Regions from separate parts of the Homo sapiens genome. Here all the other regions are linked to region 2. Evidence: read pairs that join two places in POLR2A ChIA-PET (ENCODE). Cell type or tissue: CD4-positive, alpha-beta T cell. All regions are shown on one strand. Each heading gives the region's core, and the rest is flanking DNA. Links, peaks and the distances in the headings are about the cores only.

Region 1 (10,205 bases), core at 1,233-9,232, 680 kb after region 2:
AAATGAATAGAAAAAAATTTCATTTTAACTTAGAAGAATTGCTGAATAATGGGAACAGATTCCATAAGGGGAACCTCTGCTTCTGAAAATATTTGCACTAGGACCAGCCTACGTGCTACAAAAACTGTCTCACACCAAGTCTAGTTGGTCACTTACATTTTTAGCCTATTCTAGTAGCTATTTCTAAATAAGTCTTTAAACATAGAGGTGCCTATATTTAAGATATTTAAATGAGGCTCTATTTCTATAGCTCTCTGGTGCCCTTCCAGCAAAGCATTGCTGTAACACATTGCTTATCATTTCTACAAGTGAGAACAAGTAAGCCCCTGGCCCTCCAAAATTGCATGAGTATTATAATTACTTGGCTTAGATTGAAGTCACTTCTGTGTTACTTCTCATAACTGTGTTCATTTGTTGAGATCTGTTTAACTCCAAACTGTGTGGGCGTCTAACTGTTGGCACTAAGGTTTCTTTTCTCTTGAAATTGCCAGCAAAATATTTTACCCATAAATAATGTTTCATCTAGACTTGCAAATGACAACTAACACTGCAGGCTCTTTTTTTTTCTTTTGCTTTGTTTCTTTTTTTCTGAAGGGAATATGCAAGCAGGAAGCAAAAAAAAAAAAAAAGCCAAAATGTACAGTTTGACTGTGGGGTCTGGGAGGAGAGTGTCAATGTGGATGCTAAAATATACATGGTTGTATAATGTAGGTACTGTCACAGAGAGGCTATAGTGATCTTATTAGATCATACATACAGAGCACCACTGGTCAGCTGGCGTTGCTCGGGGTGTCCTTAAGAAAAGCTCAGGTCTAGTTGTCAAGTGCAACCCAGATTCAGATACAGAGTCTCAGAGAGAAGCTTCCAGATCACCCTGGAGCTAAATGCAGAATATGAATTTTCCCCTTAGTTAAGTCTACCTGAGGGGAATTTTCATTTATAATTAGGAAAAGAGAAAGGTAAAGAACATTTACTTGCAGTGTCCTGTTTCAAATATTGTGTGCATTGAGCACAGAGGACACAAGAATGAACCCAAGCAGAAAACTAAAGAAAAGAAATCAATAAAACCACTGAAGAAAACCAGTTGCCCTTATCTTGCCTGTCTCTGATAATGAATGTGCCTTCCCTGCTCATTCCTCACTTTGGTTCTCAAATTTTCCAGGGAATTAGCAAAGAACTGGTAGGGTTGGGTTAGTCTTGGTCTAATTTGGTTAGTCATCTCTGGATAACAAGTCTCCTTTTTAGGAAGTGCCAGGGGATTTTTTGTAATGCCAATAAACATGGTGTACAACTTCAACAAATTTTACTTTGGATCTGGGACCAAACTCAATGTAAAACCAAGTAAGTTATAGTTGCCTAGAAGAAAAAGTTACCAACACATTATGCTAAATTCTTCTTTTCAGTCTGTATTTCAGTTCTTTTATTTTGCATTTTGGGTCCCCACCCATGATATTTTATTAGTCCTTATTCATATGTCACTTGAACAGATATGTAGTAAACAAATCTCATGATCGAGTAGACATGCTGAAACTGCCAATGTTCTCAAGGTGCTATTCTTTATAAGGAAAATGCCCAAATTTTAACTGTTGCTACTGAACAAAAGAGCATTTGGATATAATTTAAAGCACCCCTGAATGTCCAGGATTTCAGAGAGGAGACATGACAAATTAAAATTATATGTATTATTTAAAGATGAAAAGAATTAGATCCTCTTGAAAATACTCTAATAACTAACATTTCTTCAACATTCGCAATATGCAAAGCACCTTTCATACCTTGACTCATCTGACCCTCCTAACAACCCTCTGGGATAGATATTACCTATCTCCGCTTCCACAGATGAGGAAACAGTGTGAAAGGTAAAACTAAAGCAAAGAGGTTGAAATAGTTACCCAAGGGCTCACCGCAGATGAGGGGCAGAGCTAGATTAAGAGCCTGGCCTGCCTGTCCCCTAGCCCACTCTCTTAACCATGGTCTTGGTGAGGTTTGTGTAGGGCGACCTCGCACTGTGGTTCTAACGACTACAAGCTCAGCTTTGGAGCCGGAACCACAGTAACTGTAAGAGCAAGTAAGTAAGAAAGAAAAGTCCAGAATAATTTTAAGCAAAATGGTGGGTAGGTTTTTCAGCAATTTCACCTAGGAAGTGCAATGTCAAGAACTAAATTCTAAGAGCTTTCCCAGTTTGTGTTAGAACCATAATTTTTCTACCTCACACGTCTCCCTCGCCTTCTCTGTCACCTCAGAACAGCTCCTCCTAAGGCATGACTTCACAATGGTACATTTGTTGGTGGCGCAGTCTTTGTGGTCAGATAAAAACTGAGCTAATTATCTGAAATTATCTCAGGTCTCTAAGTGAGAGAGTTAACTCCTTTCAAATATTTGAAGAACTACGATGTAGACCAGGTAAGGGGTGAGTGTGGAGGCCAAATCAAAACGAGCAGGTGCAAGATGTGCCCCAACCTCCCCTCAAACATTGTTGAACAAGTGGAACTGCCCTGCAGTGGAAAGGCTGCTTTGTGAAGTATGGAACTTTTCTTCCTTAGATATCTTCATGCCAGACCCCTAAGGTTAACCATGAGATGTTGCAGAAGGCACTTCTATGCCATTTTAGCTATTAGATTGAATCACCTCTGGGCTCCCTTTCAAATCTAAATGCTAAGATCCCATGACTCAAGCCTGGAGGATTAATAGGTGAGCTCAGACTTGTTTCTTCTATTTTTACTATTTTGATAGCCAAAGAAATAATTCATCAAATTATTCATAAGCTAAAGCCTACTTGGGATTTTTACACCTAGAAGATGGTGGGGTATGATTTCCCAGTGCAGTAAATGAGAAAACAATAGGAGACATCAAGGAGGAAAAAAAGAAGGAAGAGATAAAGGGAATGTCTTAAGGGAGGCTCAGAGGTTGAATGAAGGAAATGAGGTGATTTTGCAGAGGACAGATGTGGCTATCAAAGATTTTACAATTTCACCTTTGGAAAGGGATCCAAACATAATGTCACTCCAAGTAAGTGAGCAGCCTTTTGTACTCGAAAATAGGGCCAGGGGAGCAAAGTTTCTTCCAATTTAAACACACTCAAAAGGATGTGTAATTGCTTTCTGATGGGAGGGAACTCTGAAGGTAGAAAGACTATTGTTACCACAGATCACTTGTCCCTGGAGATATAGCATCTGAGGACTGACTGTCTAGCTTAGACTGCTGTCTGCACAAGAAGAAGACTTACAGATGCTTAAGGAGGATGGAGGCAAATTTTCAACCCTGTACTCCAAAGCTGAGGGGAGAGGGGATGGGAAACATTAGGGCTGGGTTCATGTAAAGGGGACCAGCATTGTGCCGACAGAGGCTCAACCCTGGGGAGGCTATACTTTGGAAGAGGAACTCAGTTGACTGTCTGGCCTGGTGAGTGAGTCGCTTTCTATTCCAGGAAAATATTACTGTGGAGAAATTAAAAGGGGAGATGAATTAACTCCTTTAGTCTTGAAACTAAAGAGATATGTGTACTTCCCCTCCTGGAGGACCCCAGTCCCTAGGTAGATTAGGACGAGGAAGCAGAGGGAGACAAAGGCGATGGAAAGTCCCTTTTAGGAACCCAGGAATCAGAGAGAACTTGATGGTCCCCACCAAAGGCAAAGAAGGGAGGTCCCACTAAAACATGTGAGCATCCTAAAACACCTGCTCTGGTCCACCCACAATATTTGGTGAAGGACATGGCCCTCCACCCAGAATGGGCAAGCAAACTAGACCAGCTTTCTAAGGTGTGTTTTTCTTGGGTCCTGTGACTCTTGGCCGTCTCCCTGTCAGAGGCTCCATCTGTCGCTGCACTCTTTCTTATTGAGAATGGCCTCTCCGTGGTTCTCTGTAAACTTTCCCCAAGAAGCCTGTTTCCATGCTTCCTCAGCACTTAGCCTCACCGATGGATGGGCTCTAGAGTAGCTGGAGGGAGTCTGGGTCTGAAACTTTCACTGAGAAAGTAAAGTTGATCCGCAGTATCCAGTGGATATGGCAGCTGGGAGGACCTAGGACTGAAGTACTCGTCCTCTCTTTGGGGCCTTTCCTGGGCACTCGATTGAATACAGAAACCCTGTTAGCAAGTGCATGCATGTATATGAGTGTGTTCATTCAGCATTTCCATTCTGAATGTATGAATAGCCTTACTCTGAAGACTCCCTGGAGCTTACAGGGCTTTCTGTTTTCAGAGAAAATTGCCTTTGTGAGACAAAAATGGCCAAGTGGGCCCCTGAATGAGGTTATGGTTGAGAGCTATTAATATTATCCTTATTCACAGAGCAAGATCCGAATTCCCAAAGCAGAGTAGACAATAACTATGTGAAGGGCTTAGACCCAAATATGTGCCCACTTGCAAGCATTCCAGCTCTATGAAGAGGATACAGTGCTAGGAGATAGGATTACCCTGCACATTGCAAACCCTCCACTTTTCCAAGACCATAGAAAATGTCCTTTGTTGAGCACCAACTGAGTGTTATTTTCTTGGTCCCTGTGGTTTTTGCTGGGCCTTAAATCATTGTGTGATCAAAGCTGCAGGCAACAAGCTAACTTTTGGAGGAGGAACCAGGGTGCTAGTTAAACCAAGTGAGTACTGGGGCTTGACCCACAATTGAGCCTTGTCATCAATTTGCAATTCAATGTGCCGTATTGGCCCAAATTAATGTCTCAAACTTGTCTTTAAAATGTTTCATGTTGCTCTTATGCATAAACATGCACTTATGTACAAATTCAGCATGGATAAAGGATATTGTCATCTTGACATTTTCTAGAATCTATTTTCTTAAGAGAAGGCACATAGTAAAAGGTACTTTTCTTATTTCTTCACATTTCTTAACTGATTTTCCCAAGAGGCAGAGGAACTTGGACGTGGCGTTTCTGTCTATTCAGAGTAGTTGATTTGAATATGGTTACAATAGCAGAGCAAGGACTTACAATTTCTAAGGTTCAAAATATTGCTGTCTGTACCAGCCTGCAGCCTCTATAACCATTATTCTGATTTATTTCCTCTGGCCCTCATTTTTCCCAATTAATGTAACTGAAATATTGGTAACCATTATCTTCCGGTTCACAGAAAGTGTGTGAGGATTAAAAAGTCGCTGCTCTGAAAAGGAATTGAGCTGGAGGGTTTTCTTTTGGGGGATTATTGTTTTGTTGATGGTATTGTCTCTTTCATTGAGGGAGAGAATAAGAAAGGAGGCATACTTGAAAGGCAAGGTAATATGATCAATACATGAACGTGTGCAAAATAAATCATTAAGGCATTCAACTAGAAGCCAAAAAACAGTATGGACCCCGGCTCAGCCACTCACTCACTAGGCAGCCATGAGAAGATCACCAAGCTCTCCCAGCCTCAGTTAACCTAAAATGTGGAGATTATTATTCCAGCCTTGACTACTTCAAAGGATGCTATGAAATTCAGATGAGATAATATATGTGAAATCTCCTTGAAAAAGATGGGTGGTCAAATGATTCATGATTTTTTTTTTTTTTTTTTTTTTTTTTTGAGACGGAGTCTCGCTCTGTCGCCCAGGCTGGAGTGCAGTGGCGGGATCTCGGCTCACTGCAAGCTCCGCCTCCCGGGTTCACGCCATTCTCCTGCCTCAGCCTCCCAAGTAGCTGGGACCACAGGCGCCCGCCACTACGCCCGGCTAATTTTTTGTATTTTTAGTAGAGACGAGGTTTCACCGTTTTAGCCGGGATGGTCTCGATCTCCTGACCTCGTGATCCGCCCGCCTCGGCCTCCCAAAGTGCTGGGATTACAGGCGTGAGCCACCGCGCCCGGCCTCATGATTTTTAATAGTTAGATTTTATGCAAAATTTCATTTGAGGGTAAACTTAAAGGTGAACAAGTTTAATGGACTTTGGCCATGGCAGAGAAATGGTTAGGTTTGGATATAAGGTGGACCTCTCTAATTATAAGAAAAAAAAGGAACATGAGAATTGGTGAACAAGACCTTCCCTGGAGATCTTCAGAAACCTGAGGTCACTCAGGAGAGAAATGTGTGAAGTTGAGAGCTTACAGTAAATGGTCTCTGAAGTTTCCCACCATTCCAAAGAGTGCGTGAGCTTAAAATTTTTCGTGAGTTTAGCTAAATATGTGCTTAGTGTTAGATTAGGTTTCAACCAAGCAAAAGAACCCTGGGAGAAGTACTCTGCTTGGAAATGAAGCATCCTTTGGTTTTTGTGGTACAATAGATCACTGTGGGTTTTCAGATGGCCAGAAGCTGCTCTTTGCAAGGGGGACCATGTTAAAGGTGGATCTTAGTAAGTATTATTACTAATGAATTCTTAATTGATTAGTTTTTGAGACAAGTAATAAGCTTTTTTGGAAATCTAAGTGGACTGCCAAATGTTCTCGATTTATCCATATTGCATGGGGAGCAGAGCATTCTTCATGCCTTCTCCATCCTCACTTCTGCCAGGTAGCAGTTTGCATTGTTAACAGGGAAGCAGAATGGAAGCTTAACAGAGAAGCAGTATGGAAGACGTCTCCTTAGCCCAGTGGTCAGTTGCATCAGAGAAGTCTGCTCTGAAATGCGAACACTTTCTCTTGCAGCTGGCAGCCCCCTGCAACCTCAGTGCCCTCCATGGCCAGGGCCAAAGCTTCCAGGTGCCCAGATAACATCCCAAAGTCACTCTGAGAGAAGAGAGAAAATCGGTCTTACTTTACCTTTTCTAACCAGGAATTTACATGGTTAGTTTTACATCTAACACTTCAGCAGGGAGAAGACATGATCTAAGTGTCCATGTGGACACTCTGTGTGACTCGGATCCAGGATCTGCTCTTTCAGCCCCTCCATTTATCGCAAAAGGGATGATGATTAATTCCTCCATGCCTAGACTTCACTTTAGACATCACCTCAGAGAGGCCTGTCTTACCCAGCCAATCTAACAAGCCATCAAACACAGCCACTGCCTGGCTGCTCTCTACCCTGTTATTTAGCCTGATTTTAATTCACACACTTTCATCACTTAACATTATACTATCTGTGTATTTATTGTTTGCCTTCTTCTAGACCGTAGACACCAGGAGGACGGGGACAGTGTCTAAGTGGCTCTCACCGTATCCCTAGTGCCGGCACAATGTCTTTACACATCGGAGGTGTTCAGTGAACAGTTACTGAGTGAATAAAGGACTTAGCACCAACTGCCGCTCTTTTTCATGAAATTACAGAGCTTTGCTATTTCATACCCAAATACTAAAACCTACTGAGATTTTTGCAAATTTCCATCATTTATAGTTATATCCAAGGTGGATTTGAGTGAGCAGGTACATGAGGTATTTGCAGGGCCTCATTTCACTGTGCCAACCAGGCAGGAACTGCTCTGATCTTTGGGAAGGGAACCACCTTATCAGTGAGTTCCAGTAAGTACCTGATAATTATTGATCATAGTGCTTGTACTTATCCTGTAGTCATATATTGCACAGGTGACCAAATGCCTCCTATTTCTTTGAGTTAAGGAATATTGACATTTGATGAGGAAAGCCATTTAAACACATGGGAAAATTGGATGTTGTCTCTCACCCCTAATACTCCAACCATAGCCCCTGTCCTATTCCATGCTCTTAAAAAAATTTTAATTGATAGAAGAAAGAAAGATTATCTACAAGGATATGAGCAATTTGCTAAACAGTGGTAAAACGAGATTATGTACAGGTGTTGATTCCTAGGTAAAAATGGGGGTCAGAGCTGCTATCCTTTGGCTAGTAAAACAAGATTACTTGGTGAAATTATGTAAATCTCCTCGAAAGAAATAAGTTTCAGAGTTGTCTAGAGAATATCACTTGGACTGTTCTCAGGCTTTCCACTACATCTATTGTACCACTATGGTGCCCTGAAAAGAGGCTTTCTCAGGCTTAATTCCATGGCTTAGTCTTTATTCCAGTATCAAAAAGGGGGAATCCCAGCCAGAGCTCCCATGAGGGAGGATAGCTGCATGCTAACCACATTAATCTATTATCAAGGTAACTCGGTCATTTTTGTCAGGCAGCACAGTGCTGTGATTTATAGCACATTCATCTTTGGGAGTGGGACAAGATTATCAGTAAAACCTGGTAAGTAGGCAATATGTCACTAAAGTAGGAGGCTTAATGTGGCTACTGAGACCCACTAAACTTACTGCAGTATTTGGAAGGCCCAAGTGTCAAGAAATTAATGGTTTATGCAGACTTAAGTGGATTCCAATGAAGGAAGAAATGTTAAAGTAATGGCACAGAGGATAGAAGAGCTAGCTGTGAAAAAAAATAGCCATGTGGATGAACCAAACGCAACAGACTGAAAGAGCCTAGAGAGTTGATCCTAAAGAAAAAGGCAGAAAGTCTGGCTGAGCACTTCCAGTTCTGCTGACCTGGCTTGATTAGTGAATCTGGGCCACAGTATCTTTATCTATAAAATGAAAACATTTAATATCACCTCAGATTTTTTGTTTTAATTTTGTGGGTACATAATAGGTGTATATATTTATTTTAAAGATAAGCTAATATATGTGAAAGTATTTTGTAAATTCTTAAATGCTATCCACATGTAAAATATTATTTGTTTATAGAACAAAAAAAAACTATGTCAGATTTAGAATTCTTTTAACATGAGAATTTGTAGGTTCTTAGTGAAATAGCCATTTACATGTGATCTGTAGCCCTAGGCATTGGTAAAAAGCACTTTCTCTTCTACTGAAATATAGTGGCTCAAATGCTACCCAAATGAAAAGGGCAGGGGAAGGGAAGTCATTTTGTAAAGGCAGGCATTACAGTGTGAATTCTGGGGGTTACCAGAAAGTTACCTTTGGAACTGGAACAAAGCTCCAAGTCATCCCAAGTGAGTCCAATTTCCTATGCTTTCCTCTTCCTTGTGTTGTCTTCTCTCAGACCGTAACATTTGGAGCACATAAAGAGATATTATGGGCCTGCTCTTTTCTGGCTGTTTCAGGAGACTGAAAAGGATTGTATAAGAACATCCTTTAGCATGTTCTTAGTATTGTTTTGTCCAGTGTGTGTTTCTTCTTAATATCAAAAAAAACTAAGACATTGCCTGTGAAGCCAATGGAAAACAGTAGATTTGCAAAGAAAAGAACTAAAGAGAAGACAAGTGGTACTTTTTACCAAGCTTAAAGCAGAGTGGGTGTCCTTTAATCAGAGGGATGCTTGGTTCTGGGGGCTGGATAGGACTCAGGTAAGTAACAAGGCTACCACTGAGTCACTGAGCTTCTAAAATGAGTTGACTCGGGGGAGCAGGAAGCTGCCACTCATGATGATCTGAATGCTATTCCGTGAAGTTTCAGATTGATTGAAGTTAAAATTAGGGGTGACACTATGTCAGGAATCTAAAAATTGATAACTGTAATGGAAATGAAAGAAGGGCTAGCTACATCTGTTGGATAAATGGAGTTGAAAATCATGAATTTGATGGCGACAGACCCAGAGAGTTGGGCAGGTAGAAACTTCATTTCAAGTGATATGCAGTAAATACCCCAAATTTGAGTCAAATGGCCTGTGTAAAAAGGAAGTGAAAATGTAACCCGTATCTCCTTGTAGGTGAAAAGGCCATATCTCTAGGTCTTAGGTATGAAAAGGATGTGTGGGCTTCTGGGTGTTTTTGACTGACTAAGAAACACTGTGGGATGGATAGCAGCTATAAATTGATCTTCGGGAGTGGGACCAGACTGCTGGTCAGGCCTGGTAAGTAAGGTGTCAGAGAGGCAACAGAAAGATTGAGGGTAAAATGTCTTCATGTCTCAGGAAATGATTGTATAATGCAAAATGAGCTGGAGTTTTTTAGGAGCACTGTTACTAGAGTTCTGATGTCTGGTTCTAGCAAAAGAACCCTAATATAGCTGTAATCCCTCTCTAGAAGGAACAAGGAAGAGGATTCTTCTCTGAAAGCTCCTCCTAAGATTTATCCATCCTCTGCCAAAGTGTCTTGTGGATCCAGGATACTTACATCTTTGTTAGCAGTGCTGGCCCAACCTGCTCAGCCTCAGATCACCTATCCCTCATTTGTAAAATGAGGATAATATTTAAGCTCATGGCACAGTTGAAGCCCAAATGAGGTAGTGGAATATATGCAGATTATTAATCCATTTGGCTCATAAATGAAGGTTTTCTTTCCTTTTCCCTAAGTAGATCATGGGTTGAAATACCTAACACTGCAAATCATTTTTGTATGGGGATTTGCTATAGTGTGAATTCAGGATACAGC
Region 2 (10,205 bases), core at 1,298-9,297:
CTTTACTAATATAGAGTGTCTCAATGGTTTTCCAAAGTCTACAACGTTGTCTTCTGTGACTAATTTCTCAGGGAAGTAAATTACTCTTCTATTTCTACATAATTCTCATTTCTCATGTATTTAAAATTAAAACCATATACTCTACGGAAGATGACGTCATCACAGATTCGGGAAGAAAGAAACACTTTCTGTTGGTTTTGATATCACATCTCTCAAATGAGAAGGAAACAGTTCACTTCCTTGGATCTGTGGTTCCACCTGTGCCCTCCAGGGGGCGACGTTGCACTAAGGAGGCATCTGTGTTCATTGCCGACCATCCTCATCCACTGAGCCTCCTCCCTGCAGCTGGCTGATGTAGCTCACTGATGTCTGTGTAGATAGGGAGCTGTGACGAGAGCAAGAGGTCAGAACACATCCAGACTCCTTAAGAGAAAGCCTTTCTGTTTTGGAAACTTTTCAAAGCCAGGGACTTGTCCAGCCCAACCTCCCCATTGCTCCTAGCTCCCGAGGCTCAGGACCCCTGGCTTCTGTCCTCCCTGCTCAGGGTCCTGCAGCGTTGCCTCTGCTCAGCCATGCTCCTGCTGCTCGTCCCAGTGCTCGAGGTGATTTTTACCCTGGGTGAGTAACATTCCATTCTTTTTCCTCCTTTTGTAAATGTGACTGTGTTGTAATTGCCTCTAAGTAGACTTCTTAGCGAAGTCAGCGCTGCTTTTGCTTACACAGCATTGGTGTTGCAGGAGGAACCAGAGCCCAGTCGGTGACCCAGCTTGACAGCCACGTCTCTGTCTCTGAAGGAACCCCGGTGCTGCTGAGGTGCAACTACTCATCTTCTTATTCACCGTCTCTCTTCTGGTATGTGCAACACCCCAACAAAGGACTCCAGCTTCTCCTGAAGTACACATCAGCGGCCACCCTGGTTAAAGGCATCAACGGTTTTGAGGCTGAATTTAAGAAGAGTGAAACCTCCTTCCACCTGACGAAACCCTCAGCCCATATGAGCGACGCGGCTGAGTACTTCTGTGTTGTGAGTGACACAGTGCTTGAGACTGCAGGAGAGCTGAACACAAGCCTCCTGAGATGCTGAGACTTTCTGTGACTCAAGAACTCGACCTTGAAGTCTGTTTTATAATATTAAATAGCAATTCCAAGTTTCTGATGCTTATTGATGTGTGCTGTATCTTTTTCATCTATTTATTTTTAAACTATCTATGACTTTAAATTTAAAGTGTGTTTCCTTTAGGTAGCTTTATATATAAGGTCTTTCTATCCACTATGTCAATCTCTGGTTTTGCACTGGCTAGTTTAGATAATTATAATTTAATGTATATTGATGAAATTGGATTTTAGTATACTATGTTATTATTGTGTTTCTGTTCCTCCCTTATTTTTTGTTGTTCTTTTTTTTTGCTGACACTTTTTGGATTATTTGAACATTTTTAACACTATTTTAATCTATGGACTTCTTTGGTTATATTTCCATATTTTTTGAGTGGTTGCTCTGGAGATTATAATACATATGACTAACTCTCCAGGGTCTTCTGTGATGTTGTACCTCTTTATGTAAAATGTAGAAATTTTTGTATAATATGTCTCTTTATTATACAATAATAATTGTCTCTTCAACAAACACTGAAGTTTGTTGTAGTCGTTCATGTATATCAAAGCTACCTATATTGGAAAGCTCACCATATAATGGTACAATTTTTGTTTTAAATAATTGTATGGACCGTATAAAACTCACTAGGAATAATAATATTTCGTATTTAACAGCTATTTACTAACTCTGGTATCCTTCCTTTGTTTCTAAAGTAAGTTTTCCTCTGACACCAGGAGATGTGTTTGAACTGATGTCATTCCCTTCAAACTTAAAAAACTCCCTTTAACATTTTTTCTAGAGTAGGTTTGCTGGTAATGGTATTTTTTAGTCATTTGTTATCTGAAGATGTCTTTATTCTTAATTTGCCCTTTATTTGTGGAAGATATTTTTACTGGGTCTGTAATTCTGTGCCAACCATTTTCCCCCCTCACTTTAAAGATACTGTTTCATTGTCTGCTGGTCTCCATGTTCTGGTTAGAAATCTATGGTCATTCAAGTAATTGTTCCCCAATGATATTAATATGTTGTTTTTCTCTAGCTGCTTCATATATATGCTATTTGTACACACACATACACGCAAGTAAAATCATATCATCTTTTGTTGTCCTCAGTATAATTATGATGTTTACATGTGGTTCCCTTTAATTTGTTCCTGTTTGGGGCTTAAATTCATAAGTTTGTCTTTCTTTGAATTTGGTAAGTTTTTGGCCATTCTTCTTTCAAATATGTTTTCTGGCGCAATCTCTTTCTCTTCTCCTTCTAGGACTCCATTAGTTACAACTTAGACTTTAGGACACTTTCCCACTAGCTCTCCATAGCTCTATTTTGTTTTCTTTCAATTTTTTTCTTGATTTTAAGGTCTGCCTCTACTCACTAGATCCCTGTAGCATTACATACCCCATGTTGTGACACCCAAATTTCTATCTAGATTTGTCAAATGTCTCCTGAGGGGAGCAAAGTCAAAATTAGTTAGGTTAGATAACCTATACTGGTCTATTTTCAAGTTTGTTATTCTTTTCTCTATCACTTTCATTTTGCTATTGAGCCCTTACTGTGACATTTTGATTTTGGATATTGTATTTCTCAGTTCTAAAATCTCCTTTTTTTTTTTTTTTTTTTTTTTTTTTGAGACGGAGTCTTGCCCTGTCACCCAGGCTGGAGTGCAATGGCATGATCTCGGCTCAGTGCAACCTCCGCTTCCCGGGTTCAAGCCATTTTCCTGTCTCAGCCTCTTGAGTACCTGGGATTACAGTTGCGTGCCACCACCCCTGGGTTTTTTTTTTTTTTTTTGGTATCTTTAGTACAGATGGGGTTTCAACGCGTTGGCCAGGCTGGTCTTGAACTCTTGGCCTCGTGATGCGCCTGCCTCGGCCTCCCAGAGTGCTGGGATTACCCATGAGCCACCATGCCTGGGCTAAATTTTCCCTTTTTTAACTTTGTGGTACATAATCAAAGAGCTACTTTAACGTCTTTTTCTATTACTTCTAGCATTTTAGTCATCTTGACCTTTCATCTGTTGATCTTTTACTTAAATATTAGTCCACTTTTCTGATCCTTTGTATGTCCAATAATTTTGAAATGCATATTAAACATTTTAAATATTAAGGGTGTAGACTCTGTTTTCTTCTTCTCCTTCTCATCCTTATTCTTCTTTACAAAGCATTCCTCTGAAGAATTTTGATGCTTTTGCTTTAGCAGGAAATCAACCTAGTTTGGTTCATACTGTAAATTTTCTCTTCCCTTTTGTGGAATTTGGTAGCTCAAAATCTCAGTTCAGTTCTCTAATCATTTGCAATGTTGGTTTGGATTTATCCAAGTCATGTGTAGCTTAGGGATTAGTGTGAAACCTGTTTGGGTGGCTCAAATATCAGGTCAGCCCTGAGCTCTCTGCTACATTGGTTTTTTTGTCCTGCATTGGTGCCACTCAGGAGGTAGTCTGAGACTGAAATAGTGGTTCAAATATCAGTTGAATAACCCAAGCTTTGTTGATCTGGTTTGAGTCAGTCCCAGGTACATGGAGCTTTGGGATTAGCCTGAGACTTGAGCTGTTTTCCATTTCTTCCTTGGGGTCTGTCTTTTCTAGCCTGGTCCACAGAGGCAGAAAGATTGTGTCTCTTTCTGCACAATCTTTTGGTCTCCTGCACAATCTTCCGCACCTCTTTTGGTCTCCTATACCATTGTTATTGCCACCCTACCATACACCAGGGGCCTTTCTAAGGGCAAAGACAAGAGAGAAAAACAGGAAAAAATATGAAATAAAAGGCTTGCACAAGTTGCTTCTCCAACGTTTGATTTTGTCTGCTTTGAGTAATTTCAGAGGCCACAGATAGTTATTTTTTTGTGTGTTTTGTTCAGTTTTCACTTGTAACCTGTAGGAGAGATGGGCTGTAGGCGTCTTAAAGCTGTCTCCTATTTTACTATGTTCCTGCATTAACTTATGGTCTACCATAATATGCATCAAGAATTGCTATTTGATATTTTCTTTTCCCACTTTTATTTTTTATTACTTCTTTCAGTCAATCTTATTCATTTTTTATATATGTACTTTTTTTTTTGTCATTAGGATTATAAGAATCATCTAATTACGGTCTTGATTCTTTGGATCTTTTTTCTCCAAACTCACGAAAGTCTTTCTTTGATGCTAGAAAATGAGCCTGTGCACTTGTTTTTAATATGAGCTTAAAGAACTATTTTCCCCAAAATATAAAATCTTCTGGATTCTGAACAATATCTGAACCCAAGAGCATAATAAGGTGTGATACGACTATCCAAAGACTATGCTTTTCCAGTACCTAAAGCAGAGCTATTTTATTTTCAATTTTCTGCTCTCTCTGTGTTTTTCATTTCTGAATTTTCACTTATTTTAAATGGACCATGCATTTTGTGATTTATTTATTTATTTATTTATTTATTTATTTTTTTGAGATGAAGTCTTGCTCTGTCGCTCGGGCTGGAGTGTAGTGGTGCGATCTCGGCTCACTGTAACCTCTGCACCCCAGGTTCAAGCAATTCTCTTGCTTCAGTCTCCCTATACTAGCTGGGATTACAGACATGCACTACCACGCCCAGCTAATTTTTGTATTTTTAGTAGAGATGGGATTTTGCCAAGTTGGTCAGGCTGGTCTGGAACTCCTGACCTTGGGTGATGCACCTGCCTCGGCCTCCTAAAGTGCTGGGATTACAGGTGTGAGCCACTGCGTCCAGCCTGGACCATGCATTTTGGTATTTTGGGGTGTGTTTGGAGACTATTCAATCTCCCTGACAATCAATGTATTTCTTCAAATGCTGTCAACATCCTCCGATGAGAGCATTCTATTTCTGATCCTATTCCTCTTCAACTATGAGATGTTGCCTCTAAATCAATAGAGAATTGAGAAATTCCTTTGCATTCTTTTAGTGCAGAGCAAAAGGCAGTATTCCAAGGCATCATACAATCCTGTCTTTTTCACTTTGAACACACTGGGATTTGCAAACACCCAGCAACTTTGAGAGACATTAAAATCATCACCAGCCTGAAAGTCAGCAGAAATTGCTCCTCATAGTTTATTTTGACTATGTTTTTCCTGCCCTGACTTTAAACTTCACTGTGATCCCATCTACTTTTGTCTTATGGAAACATGGATAAATCTATTCTTTCCAGATGATCTTTGTTTTTACTCTTTTGGATTTTGGTTTGTTCTCATTTATATTTCTATTTTTTTAGTTAGGAAGAAATTTGGTAGATATGGGATGTGAGTATATAGCATTAGGAATCTAAAGTCCACACTCAAAGTCTATGTATTTACAAAATGTCAGCCATACTCTTTCTACACAAAAAACAATCTGTACAGGCAGTAACAAATGAATCAAGAACCCAAGGAGAGAACTGGCCACATGCTCCTGGAATCAAAGAAAATAAGTATTCTGACTCTGTAAAAGATTCTCATTGGCCACAGAGAACCTGTCGAATTTCTCCTTTCTCTTGTTTTCAGAGATTGCTTGTTTGGTGTTGGTGTATTTCCTTCAGCCCTAGAGGTTTCTGTAGTTGCGTTTACCTTAGCTCTAGGGGCAAAGCCTTTCCATCCTGTGTTACACCTTGTCATTAGTCATATAGAGGCACTACTCCCATTTTAAGGGTCCCGTCTTTTACTCTATGGCCGCACAAGCATCTTCCAAGGGAAATATCTCTATCATCCTCCACCACCAACAAGGCAACTCTGAACCATCAAAAACTCATCCCGAAGCAGCTAGTCTGCGTCCAACGATTCTCAGAAACACAGCTTAATTCTGATATATTTTTAAAACCTGATTTCTCAATGAGGTAACGTATTACTCTATTTTTACATGACATCTTATTGCTAATGGACTATAGGCCTAAAACACCGTCATAGACTTGGGCAGGAAGAAACACATGGTGTGGATGTTTTGATACATCTCAGAAATTAGGAGAAACACACTAATGAGCTCTCTCTGCTAAACTGGTTCTGCACTTGGCCTCCAGAGGGCGATGCTGCACACACTGGAGCTTTTGTTTCTGTTGAAGATCAATCCACTGCTCAGTTTCTTCTTCCTGCAGCTGGTTGAGTTCTTTCCAGACAAAGACAAGTGACAAGAATTAGAGGTTTAAAAAGCAACCAGATTCATCTCAGCAGCTTTTGTAGTTTTAAATAAGCAAGGAGTTTCTCCAGCGAAACTTCCTCACACCTCTTGGTCTTGGTCTCTTCAGACACTTTCCTTCCTGTTCTCTGGAGATCTTGCAGAAAAGAGCCTGCAGTGTTTCCCTTGTTCAGCCATGCTCCTGGAGCTTATCCCACTGCTGGGGATACATTTTGTCCTGAGTGAGTAAAATTTCTTTATGGTCTCTAGTTCCACAGGTTCTGACTAGAAATGCTTGCTTTTTATACTGAGTCTGCACTGCTTTCACTGATAGTACATTGTTTTTCCAGGAACTGCCAGAGCCCAGTCAGTGACCCAGCCTGACATCCACATCACTGTCTCTGAAGGAGCCTCACTGGAGTTGAGATGTAACTATTCCTATGGGGCAACACCTTATCTCTTCTGGTATGTCCAGTCCCCCGGCCAAGGCCTCCAGCTGCTCCTGAAGTACTTTTCAGGAGACACTCTGGTTCAAGGCATTAAAGGCTTTGAGGCTGAATTTAAGAGGAGTCAATCTTCCTTCAATCTGAGGAAACCCTCTGTGCATTGGAGTGATGCTGCTGAGTACTTCTGTGCTGTGGGTGCCACAGTGCCTGGGTCTGCAGGGGGAGCTGAACACAAACTGCCTATGCTAGAGAAGTTTTCAGAGTTTCAGTATATCTCCCTGTGGTGTTTTCAAAGATCTCCTTTTTTATGATGGCGAATGAGGCAAAGAGGGCTAAGCCGACCCAGGCATTTCTATGTAATTCTGCAGTTCCTGTTATGCTCCATGTCCTGATAAATTTTGTTTCAGAAGCTTTTTGCTCATTGTAGAAACTATATAATAGGAAATAGTATTCTTGAATGATGGAAGAGATAGTATTCTTATAACAATCAAGTCCTCCATGACTTACCTTGATGTTGTCTGCATTAGGGGGTTGACCATGTGAGCTGTGACATGGCCTCAGAGAAAATTGGTTTTCATTTATAATTTCATCTGTCATCTAATCTGGAAAATAGAAGATGATTTTCTCATGTTTTTACCTTGCAAATTTGTTTTCAAGTTGGTCATTCATAGGTTATTTTTTTTAGAGTTTCTTTTTTTGCCTCTAACTGTGGTATTTATGTGTCTAAATATTTTGTCTGAGTTTAAATAACTCTATTTAGGAAGAACTGTGAGAAGTTATTAGTCAACAATAAAAGAGTCATTAGAATCATGAAGGACTTAGAAAAATGTCAGGTGATGTTAGTTCCGACAACTATTTAAGAATAGTGCAGAAGAAAAATGAAGATTAAAAATTCATCAGTGTTTCTCCAAATACTTTTTCACCGTGAGAAAAGTAGTTTCCTATTCTTTTAGTCTCAGAAATGCTGCAAATCTGTATCAGAAATTTGTGGCTATAATCCCTTTCATTTTTCTTCTAGCTACTGGCATTTCTATTCATTGCTTTCGCCCTGTTGTTATATGATTTCAGCTATTGGAATATTAAAGATGGATTCTTATAACATTTTGATAATCAATCATGTGATAAGTTTAGCAATGCCAAACTGTGCTGGAAACACTGATAAGAATTACAATGCATGGTAGAGAGTCACTGGACCCAGTATAAATTTATGACTTTCTTTTGTCTAGGATGGAAAGAACTGTTGAAGAAGCTTTTATACTTCTTGTTTGCTTGAAGCCTTGGAGGGTAGCAAGTAGTCTGGAGAAAAAGGAGAAGGAGGATGAATCTTTCCAGCTGCTACTTGGCTCACGCTATAATGTATTAGAGGGTAGGTACGTAGGAACCCTCAAATATAGAGAGAATAAGAAAATTGTGGCCAATGGTACACGTTAGCCAAATGGTGAACCAGCAGATCAGCAGTAGTTTTTAGGACCTAGTGAGATGATTATATGGGATAGATGTATTTCAATGATTGCTGGATGGGTATAAGGAAGGTAAATGGAACATTATAGATGTAAAATTATGAATAAGATATGTACTCGTGTAATGTCCCCTGCCTCAGTCCCTCCATTCTTTTCTATTTCTAAAGCACACTGTCTTCTACCTTTGATAAGATGGCTAACTTCAGGTGACTCACTGTTATCAGCTCAGCCACATTGCCCACAGGGACTGTGATGGGCACTTTATGCGAATCTTAAAGGAGGTAGGAACATAGAATTGTTTTGTTGTTGTATGTGTTTCAAATGTATGTAGAAAGTTGTATATAGAAGTCGAATAGTCCAAGGGGTGGATTGATTTATTGACTCTCAGCTCCAAATTCACCCCTTGCCTCTTCCGTGAATGTGGATCTGTACCCTTCAACTATGTTCCTTGCCAGTTGGCATAACGTTATGCTTTGCCAGTAGAGGATCAGGGAGAAAAGATTTTGATTTTTGCTTTCTGTGTGCACATGCCACAGGTTCCTGCAGCATGAGAGGCTTCTCCAGCGTCCGGCTCCTGCAGTGCACCCACACCAGGTTCCTGCGCTGTACAGTGGCCAGCAGTGTCCTCCAGCACTTCCATTTTTGCGTGGTACTGCAGAACAGAGCCTGCAGTGAGACACCTTCCTGTATCCAGCTTTCCCCATATTCATCCCTAGATTCATGAATCGGCACCCTAGATTATGGTTTTCTGGTAAGTATGAGAGGGTGAATTTCTCTGTAGAAAATTCACAGCACAACAGTGACTTCTGTGTCATCTAGTGAGACACAGTTGTGCCTTTCCCAATAAGATCTGGGTCTCACCCCTGGGGGGTGGGTCTAGGGGTCCCTTCTTGGGGTGTTGTACCCAGCCCTAGGAGTAGGGACTGCACCTTATATCTGCTATTCCTACAGGAATAGGAATAGCAGAGTTTTCTTTTCTTTGTATTACCTATTTCCTTGTTACTCTAAATCCTGTTATAATTAATAATTTTTTATATTAATATTAAATTTTCCTATAATTATAAAAAGCATTTTCTGTTCAAATTATTATATGGTCTATCTTTCCTGATTGGACCAGATTTATACATGCACCAAGGATCTCAAGCCACTGAAGAGCATCTCCCCACCCAGTCACCTGACAAATCTAGTTGCTTGCTTGTTTTATTTATTGCTCATTTGTTTTATTTATTTATGGTTTATTATTTTACTTATTTATTGTTTTACTTATATGATTACAAGAAACTTTATGCAATAAAGAATTACATTAAGAAGAATTTGGAAATATGTTTTTATATTAATGAAATTAATTTTGATTTTTCACATTTTGTGCATGTTTGACACAAAATTTTATTATACCATTGAGGCAAATTATAATTCCTTTTAAATGTATTTTAGCTTACAACACAAATTGTCTTTCATTCACTAATGAGACTGTGTCTGAAGATTTTAAATTCCAAGTCATTTTTCATTCATCTAACTCTGTTAATTATCCTTATTTTTGATTTCTTTAAAATGGAGGGAAAAGACCATGATAACTTTAAAACAATCTGAAGACAGAATACTTCTAACACCCAGAAAGTTTTTGTGTGTGCCTTTCCAGTCAACCCACCTTCTGGAGGCAACAGATGTTCATATTTCTAGTATTACAGAGACTTTAACCGTTTTAAAACTTCGAATCAATGGGATTATTCAGTAGGAACTCTCTTCTGCCTGGTTTCTTTCACTCGTCATGTTCTGGAGGTTAATCCGTGTTCATTACCGTAATTGTTGAGAAGTTTCCTATTATATGAATAAAGCACAATTTATTTATTCATTTGGCTGTGCACACCATTGGCTGATTACAGAATCTTTTAGGGATTAAAGCTTTGGTAGCATTCTTTTTTTTTTAATTAGATTCAGGGGTTACATGAGCAAGTTTGTTACATGGGTTCACTGCGTGATGTTGAGGTTTGGGCTTCTAATGATCTTGTAGTGAACGTAGTAACCTATAGATAGTTTTGCAACACTTTACCCTCCCCCCATCTCCTCCCTTTTGGAATCCCCAGTGCTTATTGTTCTCATCTTTGTGTCCTTGTGTACTCAATGTTT
Region 3 (10,205 bases), core at 1,364-9,363, 110 kb after region 2:
AATCCAGATTTTTAAAAATCTGGTTAAAGATCATTATTGCATTCAAATGACGGTTGCATAATTACCCTGCTTTTGACTGCCTGTGTAGTGACTATTAGGCTTCTCACAAGATTAATGGTCATTTGAGTTTGTAACACTAATTTCCCAGAAGGAATCTTTATTTCATTAAAGGATATTAGAAAATTGCTCAAGCGTTTTATTAGAAGTGATGGTTAATTACCACATGGGGCTATGTATATTATATCCTCCGAAAAATGCCTGCTTCATACCAGTTTGGAGAAACTTACCTTTCTCAGCTATGTATGTTATATCCTTCATAAAAGGCCTGTTTCATACCAGTTTGGAGAAACTTACCTTTCTCATGTGTAATTTAAATCTTTACTTTACAAATCTTTACAACTCCTTTAGTGAGGATTTGTCAGGTCTTGGATTTTGTCCCTTCTTACAAGCTAATAAGCTTGTTTCATTGAGGCTGTCAATAAAAACACAGGGCTCCTTAGTAAGAGACAAAGGATTTTTATTACTTATGGCACAACAAACAGCATGAACACTGATATATTTCCATCAGTTTCTCCTTCCTTTAAGTCCTCAAAAGATGATGTAATGGGTAGTAAGGGATGCTACCCATGAAGTGGTATTATGTCACAGGTGAGGAACTCTGAGCTTAGGAAGTTCATTGCTTTTATAACAAGCACTCAGCCAGCTTGCTCTTTGTCTCAGAGGGAGACATTACCTCATCTCCCAAGGTTGCTTGCTGGCATAACTCTGAGAAGTGATCCAGGTAGAATGCTCATGTCATTACACTGTTGGCACACTCATCAAGTCACGTTTGAGTACAAGAGACTCATGGTGGACTGCCTTTCAATAATATCCACTCCATGGTCTTACACTGGGTTAGTTGCTAGAAATTTATTTTATGAGTATGCCACTTTGTCAGTCATTCTGATTTGTGTAACTGAGAGATGTCATGACTAAATGCATTACATTTGTCTCAAGTAGCATTTAATTAAGGCTACTATCAGCAGAACTCTAAGAAGCAGAATGAGACCAACATGCAGTATTAACCTTAATTATGCTTGATCCAGCCAAATGTGAGTAAGTTCCAAAGTACAGACAGCTAGCATGTAGTATTTTATCTATTATAACCCATACATGAAAGTTCAGACTGAAATGTTGGTCTTTCTTTGAATTACCACAAAGAAAAAACCCTACCATTCCCAATATAGAGATGTTATATGGCCCCTTTCCCCCGGGCATAACCCAAAATGCACAAGTTAATCAAATTTGGGATTTATTATTAAACTTGATTTGGATAAGCATTGCATCACTTTGGTTAAACTACGTGAGCAGTGTCAGTGAGTATTTGCAATATTTGCAACCTCTGTAGCCATTCATGACATAACCCAACTGTCAAGATATCAGGGGAAGCATATACATTTGTGTCAGTCAATTTGAGACAAGGTTGTGCTGATTCTTGTGTTTGTATACTTATGAAGATGGGGAATCTATATTGGAAAGCTGCCACTGATAAAATAGTCTGGGAGCCACATTCACAAGAGTTTTCCTGTTTTCTTGGGATGTGGGAGGAGATAACAAACCAATAGCAGGACACAGAGTTGCTGCTTGGCTCCAGAAGACAATATGTTTGTTTTTCTATACTTGTTCTAGCATACAAAGAGAGCATTAGACCCTCACTTCTCCCCACTGGCCAGGGTCTAAGAGTTTCTCTTGCTATGTGCTCATCATCACTAATCATCAGAGAGATATCCATCAAAACCACAGTGAGATATCATCTCACACCAGTCAGAATGGCTATTATTAAAAAATTATAAAACAACAGATACTGTTGAGACTGCAGAGAAAAGGGAACACTTATATGCTATTGATGGGAATGTAAATTAGTTCAGTGCCTGTGGATAGCAGTTTGGAGATACCCCAAAGAACATAAAACGAAGCTATCATTTTACCCAGCATTCCCATTGTTGGATATATATGCAAAGGAAAATAGATTGTTGTACCAAAAGGATACATGGCTTCTTATTATTATTGCCATGGTATTCACAATAGCAAATATGTGGAATAAAACTCTGTGCCCATTGATGGTGGATTGGATAAAGAAAATGTGGTACATATATACCATGGAATACTATGTTGCCACAGAAAAGAATGAAATAATTTCTTTGCAGCAACATGAATGGATCTGGAGGCCATTATACTAAGTGAATTAATGCAGAAATGTTAAACCAAATATCACATGTTCTTACTTATAAGTGGGAGCCAAACACAGAACCTACGTAAACATGGCAACAACTATGGATTACCAAAGGGAGCAGGAACTGGGGGGTGCATTAAATAGTACCTATCGAGTACTATGCTCACCACCTGGGTGTAATATACACATGTAACAAACCTGCACATGTACCTCTTGTACCTAAAATATAAACTAAAATATTTAAAAATAGACTCAAAATTAGCACCATTTTCAGAAGCGTTTATTTTAAGATAAATTGCTTTTAAATGAAATCTTGTTTTGCAATACTCTGAGGTTCACAAGACATATCTAGAAAATGTACTATTGCGGAAGGTGAAGACGGTGTAAAACCAGTGGGGGAGAGGTCAGTGGTTTTTCTTATTGGTTGATTATCAGAACACTGTCCTTTGGGGATATGAAAGAGTTTTATATATTCTTTAGACATAATTAGACAAACAATGGTCCATAGGGCAGGTTTGATGCTGTACAAAGTCTGTCATTTTGCTAGCACTGATATGGTTCTTGGGTCCACCACAGCATTAGATCTGTTGATGCATTTATATTATGCTTTGTTACAAATCTTGAAAAGAGGGGTGCTTCTTACAGACTTTGCTTCAGATATTAGATTTTGTTTTAGTAAATTTTCCAAGACTGTAGTGGCTGCCAGCTTGTGTTACTTTCACTTTTCCTCTGGTTTTTGTATTTACCGAGAAATGGTCATGGTTTCTGTCAAGTGCAATGTACCCTTGGAGAAAGGAATTTCAATATTAGCATCTATTCCCTCATTCTATTTCCTAGGTAGTTGTTGGTGGGAATGGGAAAGGTTAGCCTCAGCCATCTTTGGTGAATACCGATTACATGGCTCTTGAGTGGAAAAAAGCCTGCTTCATTGTTGGCCTCTTCAAGGACATGAAACACGTTGTGGAACAGAAGAGAACAGTAGTTGTCTGTCCTTGTTTATCTATAGACTCAATTGAGTTTCTTGCATAGATAGCTCCCTGATAGATTTGGTTTGCTGGTTATGTCAGGATGAACAAAACCTATAACTTTTAGAGATTGATTCCTAGGTATCAGCTTTATACAAGAAAGGCAATAAGAGGGACAGGACAAATGAACAGGCACATTGGGTTTTATTGACAGTCTAGGTACTAAAGGCAGGTTCATCTCAATTGCACCAACCCAAGCAAGAGCTGTTTTGGCACAGATGCATCATTGGTGCAAAATGGAATGACAAAGTCCAAGCTCCTCCAGTTCCTGGCCTTGTTAAAAAATATTGCTTAGGCTATGGGCTGCAACCATGTTTGTTTTGTTCAGCTAGATTTTAGGCCATTTCATCTTGGAAGACTTATTTTGAGTTATAAGAAATTTCTTTAAAAGTTGTATATAACAGAGTAGTATAGGAATATGTGGCCTGACATTAAGAAGAGCTATACAGTGTGAAATTCTCCCTGAATTGCAAGAATCTCACTCAGATTTCTATAATAGAATCTGTTATGTCTGATTTTTTAGTTCAGGAAAGTGGCTATTAGAAATAAGTGGTCTTACTGACCCAAGAGTTGCCATTTGATGGAAACTCATACACACATATATACCCCTCTGCCTTTCTCACACATACATTGACTTTGACTTTTAATATAGCTTAAAAGCTTTATTAAAAGTTTTTATTTTTAATTGATTCATAATATTTGTACATATTTATGTGGTCCATGTGATATTTTGTTAGGTGCATAGAATATACAATAATCAAGGCAGGGTGTTTAGAATATCTATTACCAAGAGCACTTATCATTTCTGTATTGAGAATATTTCAAGTCCTCACTTCTAGCTATTTTGAAAGTACAATGTGTTGTTGTTAACTTTAGTCATTCTACTCTGCTATTGAAAATTAGAACTTATTCCTTCTGTTTCTACCCACTAACCAACCTCCTTTTATTCCCCCAACCACATCCATTTCCTTCCCAGTCTCTGATAACCATCATTCTAGTCTCTGTCTCCCTGAGATCAACTCTTTTTTTTTAGCTTCCACCTATGAGTGAATTCATGCAATATTTATCTTCTTGTGCCTGGCTTATTTCATTTAACATAATGACTTCCAGTTCCATCCATGTTGCTGCAAAGGACACGATTTCATTTATTTTTATACCTGAATAGTATTCCATTGTGTAACTATACAACATTTTCTTTATCCATTCACCAGTAGATAGACACTTTGTTGATTTAATATCTTTACTATTGAGAATAGTGCTACAATAAACATGAGGAGGCAGGTATGCCTTCAAAACACTTCTTTCCTTTGGATAAATACTCAGTAGTTGGATTGCTGGATTGTATGGTAGTTCTATTACTACATTTTTGAGAAATTTCCCTACTGTTTTCCAGAGTGGCTGTACTAATTTACATTCCTACCAACAATGTTTGAGAGTTCCATTTTCTATGAATCCTCATCACATCTATTATTTTCTATATTTTTAATAATAGCGATTCTAACTGGGATAGGATGATATCTCATTGTGGTTTTGATTCGCATTTCCTTGATGATTAGTGATGTTGAGCATGTTTTAAATACCTATTGGCTATTTGTCTTCTTTTGAGAAATGTCAATTTAGATCTTCTGCCCATTTTTAAATGGGATTGTTTGACTTTTTTTTTTGCTGTTGAGTTGTTTGAGTTCCTTGTATATTCTGAATTTAACTAAAGTGTCATATTTTCACTTTTAGCAGTTCACATAACACAGGTCTGTAGTTGGAATACATCTTTGATCACTTTCATGAGTCCTCAAGATGGCAGTGTCTTCTCAGGGACCTTGAGGCAAGCTCTCATGTGCTCCTGCGGTGGGGAGGGGAGGGGATGCATGTGCACTTGCAAGTGCACACACACACATGAATAAGAGCAAGACAGAGGGAGAGATGAGGGAGGAGCTTAATGATGGAGCAGAGGTGTTAAAAAGAACATCCTTTTTCTAATTGGTAGGACAGATTTCTTTTATGATTCCTACAGCAGAAAAATGAGAAACGTTTGTTATTATTTTTTTTTCGTGTTTAAGGTTTGAATCCTCAGTGAACCAGGGCAGAAAAGAATGATGAAATCCTTGAGAGTTTTACTGGTGATCCTGTGGCTTCAGTTAAGCTGTGAGTTTTGGGCATCTCTGTAGAAACATAATGTATATTGTTTGCAATTATTGTGTATTCTAGGCCTGTGGGTAGAAACATGAGTGGTTTTTTCTCTAACAAAGGGAGACTGGGGAGAGTGGGGGGCCCATGAAAAGATGATTTAAATTCTGGGTACGAAGTGTCCCCTACCCAATCTGTCTTCTCTGTCTGACTGCTGTCTTTTTTCACAGGGGTTTGGAGCCAACAGAAGGAGGTGGAGCAGGATCCTGGACCACTCAGTGTTCCAGAGGGAGCCATTGTTTCTCTCAACTGCACTTACAGCAACAGTGCTTTTCAATACTTCATGTGGTACAGACAGTATTCCAGAAAAGGCCCTGAGTTGCTGATGTACACATACTCCAGTGGTAACAAAGAAGATGGAAGGTTTACAGCACAGGTCGATAAATCCAGCAAGTATATCTCCTTGTTCATCAGAGACTCACAGCCCAGTGATTCAGCCACCTACCTCTGTGCAATGAGCGCACAGTGCTCCCCAGACACTTGCAGTCTGTACCCAAACCTGCTGGGCCCCAGGAATGCCTGATGTAGAGCTTAGACTGCAAGGCAATGAAGTTCTATTTGTTCTCTAGATGCAAATGAAAACTAAAAGCAGTAGTATTGAAGGTTTGATTAATTTGGGACATATTTTCATAATTCTGAAAATTATTGAGACCCCAAAGGAAAATAAAAGACACCATTTGGTCTACTTGAAATATTTTCTAGTCTTCTCTTTCCACTTTAGTTTTGAAATTTTTTTTTTGCTGACTTTGTGGCTCATGTCTGTAATCTCAACACTTTTGGAGGCATAGGGAAGAGGATCACTTAAACCCAAGAATTTGAGACTAGCCTGGGCAACACAGGGAGACCTTGTCTCAAAAAAAGAAAAAAAATCGCCAAGAGTGGTGACATGCACCTGTAGTCCCAGCAACTTGGGAGGGAAGAGGTGGGAGGATTTCTTGAGTCGGAGAGGTGGAGGCTGCAATGAGCTGTGATCACAGGACTGCACTCCAGCCTGGACAATGGAGTGATACCCTGTCTCAAAAAACAAGCAAAAACAAAACACAAAACAACAACAAAACACAAATAAAATATTTTTATTGAGGTGTTATTGACACACAAAAAGGTGCACATATTCACTTTATACAGACAATATAATCGTGCCATAAACATATGTACCATTTCTAAAAATTTGCTTCCTCCCTGGTTTCTTTTTATTAAGTTATTATTGCTATACAAAAAGGTACATTTATTTAATCCATGCCCAGTCTACTTTTATGCCACATCTTTACTTTATGAGATTGGTTTTATGATTCTTTTTATCAAAGACAAGAAAATATTTCCATACAATAACAGATATGCTCTCATGGTTCCTAAGACATTTTGCTCTTTCCCCAAGGCATTTGATAGACATTGCTTTAAGAATGAAACAGCAAAGCAGAAATGCAAAGAGAAGAAAAATCATAAGCAGACTAATTTGAAAATCCGGTAAGTCATAAATTTTTTAAGTTACAGAACCCTAACTCCATCTCCAGCCTCAACTACAACATCACTCCTGAGTTATATAAGGGTACACCTGATGGACAGCTGGAAGAACTAGAGTGAGAGAGTGAGAACTGGTTGAGAAAAAGCCTAATTAGTTGCACAAACTAAAGATTAGAGAGGGTCTATGTTGCCATTTTGGGGTAAAGTTTTAATCAAATTCAAAACTCCCAGCTTGAGCCTGATGGGATAGTTTTTTGATTCCTATGTACTTGAGTGTGGCCTGGAGATGGGAAGGAGCATTGGCTGTAGTTGTAGAGTGCCTCATCTCCCCAGCAGGGCATGACAGCACAGAAGGACTTAAAATTTTTTTGAGAAGGGTCTCTAAGTATCTTAAAGAGATCCAGACACCAAGGTCCTTTGTTATGATGAGTAAAGACCTGTATGAATAAGATACCAAAGACCGTATGGAATTGAGAATGCTTCAGGAAATGTTTGTCTGGAGAGTTGGAAACACTAAACATCATATGAATATCTCCATCCCCTGACTACAAGGCACCACAGATTTGCCCTGCAGTGTATGTCAAGTATGGGGAAAGCATTTGTGGCCTGACGAAATAAGGCCTTTTAGTAGACATTACTTTGAATTACAGGCAAAATATTTGAGAATCATATTTACTGTAAAAATGAAGTTGTGGTCTGATAGGCATAACATTATTTATGTAGCCCAGAAGGTGGGAAAAGCTTGGAAATGAAGAATAAATGTTTCTGTCCAGTTTTATTGACAGTCACTGATGAAAATGATGAAGCCAAGTCAGAATTTGCTGCAACTTCTTACTCTGCAGAAGTGAAGACTCTGAACAAATATTTCCCAGTCATAGAAGAAAGATTTAAAAAGCAAGGAGGAAGAGCAAACAGTTGTGCTGGAATCAAGGTACTTAAATTTTTATTCCACTTTTATGATTTGCCTTCTGGCATCATGGCACTCTGGAAAGAACTCAGGCTGTGGTGCTGGTTTGAACATCGATTATATTACTTATGGCCTTTTTCATATTAAGCTCTACAATTATATATATTTCAGGACTGGTTTCAGGATTCCGTGAGACAAAATATTGTCTTGGGATGAGTTCCTTAAAAGCAGAGACTGCATTTGGAATTCTCTGTCTGTAATTTATTTGGGAAACCAGGTTGAGATGGGGGAAAGGCTGGACATGAGGGGGAAAGGTTGAGATGCTGGACATGGTCCAGCAGAGGTCTTGATCCAGCCTGACCTCATGGGGAGCTCTGGAGCTTGAACTGTATCACAGGGTTGATTCCTCCCACCCTGAGGCAAGGAGGCCAGACTGCTCGGACCTATTGTGGGTAAGAATAAAGTCATCATTGGTTGTGGTGTTTCTTGGGGTAGAGGTATATGCTACTGGACAATGGTGACTCTCATTGGCTAAGGTCAATTTTCTAGGGAAAGAGGCAACTGTGAGCCAAGAGTAGCCAACATTCACAGTAGCTGGGGATGGCTACACTGTCCTAGGAAAGGGGATCTAGCTTGGGGACCAGCAGTGCTCATTATTAACATGGAACTTGCCTGGTATGTGGGTAGCATTTGAGAAATAATAGACTTTGAGCAGAATAAATGATATCAGAGATTGAAGATCAACTTACTGAAATAAGGTGTGAAGACAAGATTAGAGAAAAAAGAATGAAAAGGAACGAACAATGTCTCCAAGATATATGGGACTCTGTGAAAAGACCAAACCTACGTTTGATTGGTGTACCTGAAAGTGACAGGAAGAACAGAACCAAGTTGGAAAACACACTTCAGGATATTATTCAGGAGAACGTCCCCAACTTAGCAAGACAGGCCAATATTCAAATTTAGGAAATACAGAGAACACCATTAAGACACTCCTCAAGAAGAGCAACCCCAAGACACATAATCGTCAGGTTCTCCAAGATTGAAATGAAGGAAAAAATGTTAAGGGCAGTGAAACAGAAAGGTCAGGTAACCTACAAAGGGAAGCCCATCAGACTAACAGCGGATCTCTCTGCAGATACCCTACAAGCCAGAAGATAGTGAGGGCCAATATTCGACATTCATAAAGAAAAGAATTTTTGACACAGAATTTCACATCCAGCCAAACTACGCTTCATAAGTGAGGGAGAAATAAAATCCTTTACACAGAAGTAAATGCTGAGGGATTTTGTCTCCACCAGGCCTGCCTTGCAAGAGCTTCTGGAGGAAGCACTAAATACGGAAAGGAAAAACTGGTACCAACCACTGCAAAAACACACCAAAATATAAAGACCAATGACACTATGAAGAAACTGCATCAACTAATGTGCAAAATAACCACCTAGCATCATGATGACAGGATCAAATTCACACATAACAATATTAACCTTAAGTGTAAATGGGCTAAATGCCCCAAGTAAGAGTCACAGACTGGCAAATTGGATAGAGTCAAGACCCATCGGTGTGCTGTATTCAGCAGACCCATCTCATGTGCAAAGACACACATAGGCTCAAAATAAAGGGATGAAGGAATATTTACCAAACAAATGGAAATATTTTTTAAAAAGCAGGGGTTGCAATCCTAGTTTCTGATAAAACAGACTTTAAACCAACAAAGATCAAAAAAGACAAAGAAGGGCATTACATAATGGTAAAGGGATCAATGCAACAAGAAGAGCGAAGTATCCTAAATATATATGCAACCAATACAGGAGTACCCAGATTCATAAAGCAAGTTCTTAGAGACCTACAAAGAGACTTAGACTCCCACACAATAATAGTGGCAGACTTTAACACCCCACTGTCAATATTAGACAGACCAAGAAGACAGAAAATTAACAAGTATATTAGGGACTTGAACTCAGCTCTAGACCAAGTGGACCTAATAGACATTTACAGAACTCTCCACCCCACATCAACATTCTTCTCAGCACCACATAGCATGTATTCTAAAATCAACCACATAATGGGAAGTAAACCACTCCTCAGCAAGTGCAAAAGAACAGAAATCATAACAAACAGTCTTTCAGGCCACAGTGCAATCAAATTAGAACTCAGGATTAAGAAACTCACTCAAAACCACACAACTACATGGAAATTGAACAACCTGCTCCTGAATGACTACTGGGTAAATAACAAAATTAAGGCAAAAATAAATAAGTTCTTTGAAACTAATGAGAACAAGGAGACAATATACCAGAATCTCTGGGACACAGCTAAAACAGTGGTGAGAGGGAAATTTATAGCAGTAAATGCCCACATCAGGAAGTGGGAAAGATCTAAAATCGACACTCTAACATCGCAATTAAAATAACTA

The links. Peaks named below come from ENCODE experiments on the same cell type or tissue, not always from the same donor. Only the 100,000 strongest peaks of a DNase experiment are listed, where the experiment ranks them.
Region 1: POLR2A ChIA-PET joins it to region 2 with 5 read pairs; 5 of 35 experiments call an interaction of 5 or more read pairs at or near these places.
Region 3: POLR2A ChIA-PET joins it to region 2 with 5 read pairs; 1 of 35 experiments calls an interaction of 5 or more read pairs at or near these places.

What each region holds. Positions count from the first base shown.
Region 1 is chr14:22,522,314-22,532,518 of GRCh38, forward strand. It overlaps TRA, TRAJ21, TRAJ20, TRAJ19, TRAJ18 and TRAJ17, and 6 more genes. Among named protein-coding and RNA genes, the nearest start is that of LINC02332, 30 kb to the right of the region's middle. In CD4-positive, alpha-beta T cell, for the core only: no CTCF peak of the experiment used is centred there; DNase peaks (open chromatin) are centred at 2,258 and 7,954; H3K4me3 peaks cover 8,000 bases; H3K27ac peaks cover 7,786 bases.
Region 2 is chr14:21,846,190-21,856,394 of GRCh38, forward strand. It overlaps TRA, TRAV8-2 and TRAV8-3. Among named protein-coding and RNA genes, the nearest start is that of OR4E1, 180 kb to the left of the region's middle. In CD4-positive, alpha-beta T cell, for the core only: a CTCF peak has its summit at 6,079 (motif pointing right); DNase peaks (open chromatin) are centred at 6,082 and 6,832; H3K4me3 peaks cover 7,605 bases; H3K27ac peaks cover 889 bases.
Region 3 is chr14:21,960,180-21,970,384 of GRCh38, forward strand. It overlaps TRA and TRAV12-3. Among named protein-coding and RNA genes, the nearest start is that of OR4E1, 290 kb to the left of the region's middle. In CD4-positive, alpha-beta T cell, for the core only: no CTCF peak of the experiment used is centred there; a DNase peak (open chromatin) is centred at 5,092; H3K4me3 peaks cover 869 bases.